2 separate regions of the Homo sapiens genome follow, and region 1 is linked to region 2. A link is a loop called in an ENCODE intact Hi-C map of the cell type or tissue named here. Cell type or tissue: ascending aorta. All regions are shown on one strand. Each heading gives the region's core, and the rest is flanking DNA. Links, peaks and the distances in the headings are about the cores only.

Region 1 (5,375 bases), core at 195-5,194, 200 kb after region 2:
TCAAGTACTTTCTACATTCTTGACTAAAAACGGCAGTTTTTTTTTTTTTTTTCTTTAAGCAAATGCAATTCTCTGGGTACTTACTGTAAGAGGATTTTAGTCATTGGAGACATTTAAAAAAAGATCTCAAGCGAGAATTTTTCTTCACATTTTTTTCAAAGGGATATTTACCCTGGAAAATGCTACATTTAGAAAAATTGTGCCTTAGATGACAACAAGCCCACTGATTTGAGGTTGGGGGGAGGAGAGTGGGGTGGAGGAGGTTGGAGGCTGTGTGAAGAGAGTTCTATTTACCCATGAGCCAAGCATGATTTTGGAGTTCATTTTCATTCATTTATTTTCATTTATTCATTCATTCATTCAATCAATCAACAAACACATATTGAGGGTCTGCCATAGGCAGAGTACTGTGCTAAGCAACAGAATTATAGCCATGAACAAAACACTGTCTTCAACTTCCCAACCCCTCTCAACCTGGTACTGCCAGAGAATGACACCCTAACGTGTAAAGATGGTAGTTCTCAATGGGGGAGACAACACTGCCCGCCAGGGGACTTGGACAATGTCAGGAAACATTTTTTGGTTGTCACAACTTGGGGATGGTGCTGCTGGCATTTAGTTGGTAGAGGCCAGGGGTGCTGCCAAACATCCTACAATGCACAGGACAGCCCCCGCAATAAAGATTTCTCCAGCCCAAAAGTCAGTAGTAAGGACCCTGCCCGGGCCAGGCGCAGAGACTCACACCTGTAATCCCATCACTTTGGGTGGCTGAGGCAGGAGGATCGCTTGAGTCCAGGAGTTCAAGACCAGCCTGGGCAACATAGCAAGACCCCATCTCTACCAAAAATTAAAAAATAAAAAATTAGCCATGCATGGTTAGGTTCACCGGTAGTCCCAGCTACTTGGGAGTTTGAGATGGGAGGATTTCTTGAGCCCAGGAGTTGGAAGTCGTAGGGAGCTATGATCACACCACTGCACTCCAGCTCCAGCCTGGGGGACAGAGTAAGACTTTGTCTCTAAAAGAATAAAAATTAAAACAAACAAACAAAACCACCTACCCTAAGGCATGTAAGATATGTAATGAATTAACTTCTAGCCAATGGCTCTAGTTAGGCACCATCCTTAGGTGAACAGAGAGAGTAGTGGCTCAATTCATTTTCAGTCAGGCTTTATTTTATCATGGAACTCTGATTGAGAAAGGTTGGTACCGTGGCTACTCAGAGCGTGGTCCATGGACCGGCAGCATCAGCATCCCCTGGGAACTTGTTAGAAATGCAGAGTTGGCCAGGCATGGTGGCTCACGCCTATAATCCCAGCACTTTGGGAGGTCGAGGCGGGTGGATCATTTGAGGTCAGGAGTTCGAGACCAGCCTGGCCAACATGATGAAACCCCATCTCTACTAAAAATACAAAAATTAGCCGGGTGTGGTGGTGGGCACCTATAGTCCCAGCTACTGGGGAGGCTGAGGCAAGAGAATCACTTGAGCATGGGAGGCAGAGGTTGCTGAGCCAAGATTGCACCACTGCACTCCAGCCTGGGCAACTGATCGAGACTCTGTCTAAAAAAAAAAGAAGATGCTTTGTGTCTGGAGTTCAGCGAGCGAAGAGTGATCAGAACTGAGAATGGTGAGGCCAGCAGGACATGAGGGACTTTATTCTAGGAACAAGTGGGAACGGTTCTGCTGGGCTTGATCCCCAGCCCCTTATCTGGTGTGGCACAGGCAGGGATGCTATTTGTGACCATGGGACAGGGTGAGGCTGTTCTAAGCAGCTGAGAGAACTGGTCAGACCAGGGTCGGAATCCCATGAATGGTAATTGTCCCAGGTGACCCAAGTCTGCTGTGAGACAGAGCAAGAACAATGCTGATGGGGCCACATGGCTCCCCCACCCCTCTGACTTAAGGCTACAGAGTCATTATGTCAATATATTTTTGTACAGATTTTGTAGTTTATGACACATTCTGGCAACGTTTAGATGCAATTTCAATGAGCCAGAATGTAGTACTGTAAACCCAAAACTGGATATCCCTTAAAGCTGTTAGAATCTGGCAGGAGACCTGCTCCCAATTACAAGCACAGTTTCCAACTTCACTATTCCCATCCTCAAAGCACTGAAAACAAAATCCATTTTTAATGAGGGACTACCAAACACTTTGCATTCTATTAATGTCCCCTTTGGGCTTCCAAGCACCAGCATACCTTACACACAAGGACTGACCCCTCCTAACTGATTATCAGGGCAAGGGAGCTTCTGCAGGTTTCCCTCGCCAGCACAAATATGACGACTGAATGAATGGGCATTAAGTCATTCTGTTGTCATCTTCTTCAATGTCTATCAGCACATGGATGGCCTATGGGGCCGGGTGGGGATTCAGGTTCAAAAGAAGTCATTTGCTCACACAGACAGTATACATTCAGCTGCCTGTCTCCCTAGCATACGACTCATCTTACAAACCATCCATTATCCACTCGGCAACTGGCAAATGTGAACTTGGCCAATGTCGAAGCAGAACGATGAGATTCAAGTTAGAAGAAGTGGGAGAAAGTGGGAAAGTACAAAGAGGAACCAGACGGTTTTCCAACCTGTAAGAACATGTTGTATTTACCAGGCCCAGTACAAAAGCCAAACTCTGTTCCTGTTGTTTGTCTTCTGCTCGGGGGCCTGGGTTATGTTTGGTGCAAATAGGACAGTGCACCCCCTCACTTCCATCTGATGATTGGCGTATTGTTTAGAGACGATGAGGGGTAATCTTGTGCTCTGGAGGAAGTTGGCAAGAAAGTTTAATTCTATAAAAAGAAACGCGCGGTCAGGATTCGGTTTCCTATTCTGAGTCAAGGCAGAGAAGAGAGTCAGAAATTCCAACCCAGAGGGTCAGGACGGGCTCCAGGACCTCTTGAATCACATCTGAAACATGTTCCCCCTGCTCCTTTCTCCTCCCTGTTCTTACAACTGGCCAACTGGGATTATACAACTTGCACTAATTTTATCCCACATGCGGCTGTTTCTTATTAGGAGCCTGTACCTTTTTTTTTTTTTTCCCCTGTGCCGTGTCATCTCTCTTCAATCAGGTGAGTAACTCCACTTCTTAACAGGGAGATTCTGTTCATTTTCTTGGCTGGACTCAAGAAATGTGCACTTAACTTTTTCTTAAAGTGTGAACGTTCATGTTTTTAACCCCGTCATCTGCCTTTCTCTCGCCTAAGTCTTGCTTTCCCCATTCTGAAAAGCTCTACTCAACCAGCAACCAACGGAAAAGTGAACATTGGGTGTCAATCAACAGAATGATTTTGGTCGCCCAATACCCAACAACTGTTTCTAGAGGGTTTTGTTTTCTCCCCCACCAAACTGGTGCTTTTTTTTTTTTTTAACTGAATTCACCAGATGTTTTGGCAGTGGATAAAACCTGGCTTTCCTGTCTTCCAAGTGGATGAAATTGGATCCAAATCACAGCACGTTGCCTCCGCTTCACCAACCAAGTACTTAATGGTTGTTGAGAATAATGCAAAGATTGAGATCAATTTTTCTTTAGGCGTCGGGACTATCGGATCCAGGTGTTAGCATTTTCTGGCCTTCCGGGCCTTGCAGTGTTTCTAGGGAAACCCCAGATCCATGAGTACGAGTGGGTTTCCCTACTGTTACCTTTCTTCATCATTTCGATTTTTCTGGCTGTGTTTCAGAAACTGCAAAACCGCACCCCGAAACCCCTCTGTGGAGGGTGAAATGCAACAGTGGCACACGCACGATTCAATCACGTCTGGAGGAAAACTGCTATGCAATTCCTATTCCGTCTTTGCAACTCCAGGCCTCCCCGAGCCAGAGGGAGAAGCGGGACTCCTTCGTCGGCCTCCAGTCCCTCTCTCCCCCATGCCCTGTTTGGCTTAGCACAAGCCTGAGCGTGCCATGCCACCTCGCCAGACCTTGCCAAAATCCGTGAATGGCACAGAACGCACATTAAACAGATGGAATGCAACATACATGTAAAGAAATAAGAGCTTTGCCAGGAAAGTTGGCAGCGGCTCCAGAATGCTTTAAACAGTGTGGGGAGGGGGGGTAGGGAGAGGGAGCCCAGAGTCGGCGAGGCTGCCTCCTTCTCCAGAGCTGTTTCTTTTACAGCCATGACCTGTTTTGCCAGTCAAGATAAATACCGTTTTAAATGCCCCCTTTTACTGGCTCCTGGTACCTTGGCAATGCAGTCTGAAATATGACCTGCTCTCATTGGAAAAATGTCCTTTTAAGTGAGTGGAAAGGAGGTACTCCTTCTAACCAGTCAGTAGGAAGGTTGTGGATGGCGGAGCGCTCTGAACACAGACACACTCGGGAAGTAGATGGAACCGCCATGGAGTCAGTACTGCTCGTTTATAAGCCACTGCCTTTAGAAAGTTCGTCGTAGACACAGAGTCACGACTGGGGAGCGCGGAGCTCAATGTCTAGGCTTTTCTGGCACCTTTGGCTTCAGCAGGAACAGTGAAAGGGCAGCCCAGGACGGCTGGCTATTTCACAAGGCACCTCGGAACAGCCACGCCTTTCCTTCAGAAGAAGAAAAAGAACGGTGCTAACCAGGTGCGGCCACAGTTCAACCCACTCAGGCCATTTAGCTTTGCCAGTCCCCACAGTCACAGGACGGTCGGTAAACACGGCAGCCGCTTGCCGCACGCGTGAGAAACTAGATGGATCTACCCGAAAGGTTTGCCATCACAGCAGACGTTCATGAAACAATTTCTGCATGCCAGGTACATACCAGGCATAGCTAATGAATCATCCCCCTATCTCCCGAGGTAGGCAAAGCACTACCCCTGTTTCCCATACGAAGAACCTGAGGCTCAGAGAGGTTGAGTAACTTGTCCAAGATTTCACAGCTATTCAAGGGGAAGCTGGAATTTGAACACAAGTCTGTCTAGTTGGCTGGGTGCAGTGGCTCACGCCTATAATCCCAGCACTTTGGGAGGCCAAGGCAGGCGGATCACTTGAGGTCAGGAGTTCGAGACCAGCCTGGCCAACATGGTAAAACCTCATCTCTACTAAAAATACAAAAACCAGCTGGGTGTGGTGGAGTGCGTCTGTAATCCCAGCTACTTGGGAGGCTGAGAAGGAGAATCGCTTGAATCTGGGAGGCAGGGGTTGCAGTGAGCCAAGGTCGAGCCACTGCACTTCAGCCTGAGCAAGAGAGTGAGATTGTGTCCAGAAAAAAAAAAAAAAAAAAGTCTGTCTACTCTAAATGATTAGATTGTCAGGGCCCCATGCTGGCTTCTACCAAAATGCTCAAGGCACACATGTTACAGAATCATCTTCTTCATCCTTAGAACTGCCCAGTATAATCAAGTGGTTGCATTCTCCATTAAAGATGCTATAGGATGTATCAGTTTCCTGGGGCTTC
Region 2 (5,375 bases), core at 160-5,159:
GCTGGAATGGAGGATTTCCACTGCTGTGTGCTGGGATGCATGTCAGAGAGATTTGTAGGCTGTGCACAGACTGTGTATTTTTTGAAAGCCAAGGAGAGGAAGGCACATTAGATATGATAGGCAACTGGGAGCCAGTATAGATTCTTGAACAAGAAAAGACAAATCCAGTTCCAAGGGAGACTAAGAAGAGACAGTCCAAGAAGAGAAAGTGCAGGGGACGAATCTGGTGGTGTCATAATTCTTTTATGGAAGGATCTGACTTTATTGGTTTTAGGGGTAAATGTTTCTGGAGAATCCTAGAACTCTAAATCTGCAAGAAATCTTGAGGTTGCTCTCGTTTTAGGGATAGAACAACCGCAGTCCAAAGAGTTACATCTTCCAGTCATAAGGCAAAATGGCAGCCAAGTTGGTACTGATCACTATCAGTCCTTATTCCTACCCGAGACCAGCTTGTCTCTCTGTTGCCTTCCATCCCAATTCTAAGATTTTTTTTATTTTTCCAGAGACAGGGTCTTGCTTTGTCACACAGGCTGGAGTGCATGGGCACAATCATAGCTCACTGCAGCCTTGAAGTCCTGGGCTCGTGGCATCCTCCCACCTCAGCCTCCCAAGTAGCTGGGACTACAGGAACACATAACCATGCCTGGCTAATTCATTTTATTTTATTTTTATAATTTTGTAGGGACAGAGTCTCACTCTGTTGCCTAGGCTGGTCTGAAACTCCTTGCCTCAAGCAGTCCTCCTGCCTCAACCTCCCAAAGCACTGGGATTACAGTCCTGAGCCGCTGCACCTGGCCCCAATTCTAAGATGTTAACCACATGTAAGCCTTCCAGGAGAACCTCAGACCCTGGTCCACTTCCTGGAGTCCCACCTAAAACTCCATTTTTCCATTCATTTATTTATTCATGTAACACTGAGACCCGAACATTCAAAGACAGACATGCTAATAGTTAGGGTGGAGTGGAAGGGAGATAATGATGGCACACAGTAGGTGTTCAATAAATATTTGTGGAAAGAAAGAGTCAAGGAGGGAAGAAGAGTCCCTGCCCTCAAATAGCTCAAAATGTAATTTGAGAACAGACACAAGTGTTTATATGGGATGCAAGCCGTGCTTTCAGAGGGATATGAGCCCAGGTTCTGCAGGCCCAGGCAAGACACTTCACAGAACCAAACAAAAAAAGTTGACTTTCAACTTCTTTTATTTATTATTATTATGATTTGAGACAGAGTCTTGCTCTGTTACCCAGGCTGGAGTACAGTGCCACGATCTTGGCTCACTGCAACCTCTGCCTCCTGCGTTCAAACTATCCTCCCACCTCAGCCTCCATGTAGCTGGGATTACAGGTGTGCACCATGACACCCGGCTAATTTTTGTATTTTTAGTTGTGGCAGGGGTTTCACCATGTTGGCCAGGCTGGTGTCGAACTCCTGACCTCAAGTGATCTGCCTGCTTCGGCCTCCCAAAGTGCTGGGATTACAGGCATGAGCCACCGTGCCTGGCCCCAACTTCTTTTATAAAAAAGTATTTAACTCAACTAACATTTATGGAGCCCCTACCATGGGCCGGATTGGGGATTAAAATTTCTGCTTTTTCCCCATGGGTTATGCATTAAATCCAAAATGGGTAGGCGATCCCTAGAGAAAAGACAGAGAAGGAGAAAGGAAGAAGGAGGAAAAAATACAAAGTCGTCAGGCTCCCAGAAAAAACAGATGATGCTAGTTTCTCTGAACAATTTTGGACTTCTTTTTCCAACTCCAGCCACCTCATTTGCTTTTCCTTTTGCCCATGGACTCCAAGGTCCGTGGCTCTGGTCTACGGGGGAAGGGCCAGGCATGAGCTACATGGAATCAGACACCCAGAGGCCTCCTCTCCATCTCCCTTTTCCAGTTATTCAGCGTCCTCAGGCCATTTCAATTTTACGTTGCCAAGTGAACATAAATCAAGGGGCCGCCCAGTCTCCTAAAGAAACACTGTGGGACTTCGCAGAGCCTTTCCCAGGGTGTGCACCGGGAAAGAAGGAGAAAGAGGACTAAGCAGAAAGTTACATGTGGCTCCTTTAATCACCAGGTAGAAAGAGAGAGGAGAAAGTTCAAACAGAGCCCCTGCAAGCGGCGCCGGGAAGCCAGCTCTGAGCTCCACTGTTCAAGCAACTGCTGTTGGCATCACAGAGGTTTGTCTTGGCCCAAACCCGTCCCGGGAAACACAGAGACGCTCATGCACTTGGAATTCGCTCCCTTAATGATTCACTCAGCAACTCGGCACAATTACAAAAAGAAGGTGAAAGAAAGGAAGGGAGAAAAGAAGAAAAGAAAAAGAGAGAAGGAAGGAAGGAAGGAAGAGAGGGAGGGAGGGAGGGAAAGAGGGAAGGGATAGAGGGGAGGGACTGAGGGAGGGAGGGAAAGAAAGAGAGGAAGGGAGGGAAAGAAGGAAGGAAAAGAAAGGGAGAAAGGAGAGAGAAGGATGGAAGGAGAAAGAAAGAAAAAGAAAAGAAAGAAAGAGAGAAAGAAAAGGAAGAAGGAAAGAAAGAGGGAGGGAGGAAGGAAGGGAAGGAAAGAGAGAAAAAGAACAAAAGAGAAGGAAGGAAGAAAGAAAAGAGAGAAAGAGAAAGAAAGGAAAAATCGCCACACCACTGGCTGAAGGTGCCCTCTCCCAAATTCCTGGGGCATGACTCAAGTTGGGGCCGGGGATGGGGAGCAAGAGACAAATTTTCTGAGAGCTCCCATGAGGGGACGCTACCAGCTGTGAGCTGATTGCAAGTGAGAACAAAGCAGCAGCGATCTGCAAAGGTCTAACTCAAATGCTGTCTGTTGCACTCCACGAGCTTTGGAGAGAGGTACTAGATAAAACAATGAAGTAAGGGGTGTTGCCAAATAGTCGCCTTACGTTGAGTGCTCATCATATGCCAATGGTGTATCCACATGTTCCATCTCTTATCTCGCAGAGTCCTCACAGCAAACCCAGGAGCAGGGTCTTCAGCCCCATTGCACAGGTGACAGAGCTGAGACCTGACCCATTCCTAACCTGCCCAAGGACACACAGCTAAATAGCCAGGGGGTTCCGAATGTGAAGTTAGGTCTCCTGTGACTCTGTGATATGCCCTTGACCACTCTGCCCTCCAGCCTTCATTTACGGCTCAATTCCCAAATGCCACCACCAGGAATTTGACATATACCCGTAACCTCCCCAATGACATGGAAAAACTGAGCAGCCATTCACTCAATCATGGAAAATTTAAGACCCAAGGCGCGTCCTTCCCAGCTCGGTTACTGAGATGCTCAGCAGCCCTCGGTGCTAGTAAGAAGGGCACACTGGGGCGAAATGCCACTCGATGAACAGGAGCCCTAACATGAAGTCCTCGGACCCTTGCACAGGTAGAATTCAGGGGTCCATAAATTTAACCCGGGAAAAAAATGACATCTTTATTTGCACTAACTTCTCTTTTTTTTTTTTTTTTTTTGAGACAGTTTCACTCTTTGCCCAGGCCAGAGTGCAATGGCACGATCTCAGCTCATTGCAACCTCCACCTCCCAGGTTCAAGTGATTCTCCTGCCTCAGCCTCCCAAGTAGCTGGGATTACAGGTGCGTGCTACCACACCTGGCTAATTTTTGTATTTTTAGTAGAGATGGGGTTTCATCATGTTGGCCAGGCTGGTCTCGAAGTCCTGACCTCAGGTGATCCACCCATCTCAGCTTCCCAAAGTGCTGGGATTACAGACATGAGCCACCGTGCCTGGCTTTGCACTAACTTCTGATCAAATGGCAACATTGTCTTCTATTAGGAATGTAAGTGACAAACTGCCGTGGTATCAGCAGTACCTGTGACTTTGGCACCCATACAAATCACAGATGTGTGTGTATCACCATCAATTGCTGCAGATATATCAAAATATTGTTGTGCTCCTTACTCCTTGGAAGTTACAGTAGTAGATAGACCAGGGTTAGATCTTGCTACTTAGTGGATAATAAATAAGCTTACCTGTTACTATTTTACAACGTTGGTTTTTAATATTTCAGTATCGTTATTACCGTCTAAGTGATTTCCTTGGCAATCAGGTCAGGAGTTCGACACCAGCCTGGCCAACATGGTGAAACCCCTGCCACTACTAAAAATACAAAAATTAGCTGGGCATGGTGGCACATGCCTGTAATCCCAGCTACCCAGGAGGCTGAGGCAGGAGAATCACTTGAACCTGGGAGACGGAGGTTGCAGTGAGCCAAAATCACACCATCGCGCTCCAGCCTGGGAGACAGAGCAAGACTTTGTCAAAAAAAAAAAAAGAAAAAAAAAAGGAAGGAGAGGAGAAAAGAAAAGAAGAAAGAAAAGCACGATTCTAAAAAGTTCTATCAAATTGCCCAAGGGATTTATGGTCTGTACCTGGGAAACTTTGAGGTGAGGCCTCTACTCTGTTTTTTGTTTTGTTTTGTTTTTGAGACGGAGTCTCACACTGTTGCCCAGGGTGGAGTGCAGTGGTGCAATCTCTGCTCACTGCAACCTCTGCCTCCTGGGTTCAAGCAGTTCTCCTGCCTCAGCCTCCCAAGTAGCTGGGATTACAGGCGCCTGCTGCCACACCCAGCTAATGTTTTGTGTTTTTAGTGGAGACAGGATTTCACTATGTTGGCCAGGCTGGTCTTGAACCCCTGACCTCGTGATCCACCCACCTCGGCCTCCCAAAGTGCTAGAATTACAGGCGTGAGCCACCGCGCCCGGCTAGGCCTCTACTCTGGAAGTTTGCAGCAAAATTAGGGAACAAGACAAATGTATTCATCAATATGTAAAATGCAATCATAAATGTCAAACAGGCCATGTGCGGTGGCTCACACCTGTAATCCCAGCACTTTGGGAGGCTGAGGCAGGTGGATTACTTGAGCCCAGGAGTTTGAAACCAGCCTGGGCAACGTGACAAGATCCCGTCTCTACAAAAAGTACAAACATTAGCTGGACATGGTGGTGCATGCCTGTAGTCCCAGGTACTCGGGAAGCTGAGGTGGGAGGATCGCTTGAGCCCGGGAAGTGGAGGCTGCAGTGAGCTGAGATCATGCCACTGCATTCCAGCCTGGGGGACAGAGCAAAACCCTGTCTCAACAAAAACAAAACAAACAAACAAAAAAAGTCAAAGAAAGAGTGAGCTCTTTCAAGACAGGGACTGCATTTTTTAAAAAAAACTCTTGTATCCATAGTACCCCAAACTGCCAACAATCAATAGCAGTATGTTGCCAAAAAGTAATGCCAAATGCATCTCAAATCATCTCAATTTATACTTCTGGCTACTTACAAGCTGAGTGATCTTGAGAGAGTGACAATTACCTTGGCATGCCTCGATTTCCTCATCTGGAAGATGGGCTTAACAAAATCTCTTTCTCAACATTGTCGAC

Evidence for each region. Peaks named below come from ENCODE experiments on the same cell type or tissue, not always from the same donor. Only the 100,000 strongest peaks of a DNase experiment are listed, where the experiment ranks them.
Region 1: a loop joins it to region 2, with 4 times the contacts of the local background. A loop is called at or near these places in 5 of 110 quality-filtered maps.

What each region holds. Positions count from the first base shown.
Region 1 is chr12:116,317,522-116,322,896 of GRCh38, reverse strand. No RefSeq gene overlaps it. Among named protein-coding and RNA genes, the nearest start is that of MED13L, 43 kb to the right of the region's middle. In ascending aorta, for the core only: no CTCF peak of the experiment used is centred there; DNase peaks (open chromatin) are centred at 1,826, 2,866, 3,948, 4,506 and 2 weaker places; H3K4me3 peaks cover 2,421 bases; H3K27ac peaks cover 4,138 bases.
Region 2 is chr12:116,522,407-116,527,781 of GRCh38, reverse strand. No RefSeq gene overlaps it. Among named protein-coding and RNA genes, the nearest start is that of LINC00173, 8.3 kb to the left of the region's middle. In ascending aorta, for the core only: no CTCF peak of the experiment used is centred there; DNase peaks (open chromatin) are centred at 1,870 and 2,161; H3K4me3 peaks cover 1,378 bases; H3K27ac peaks cover 2,352 bases.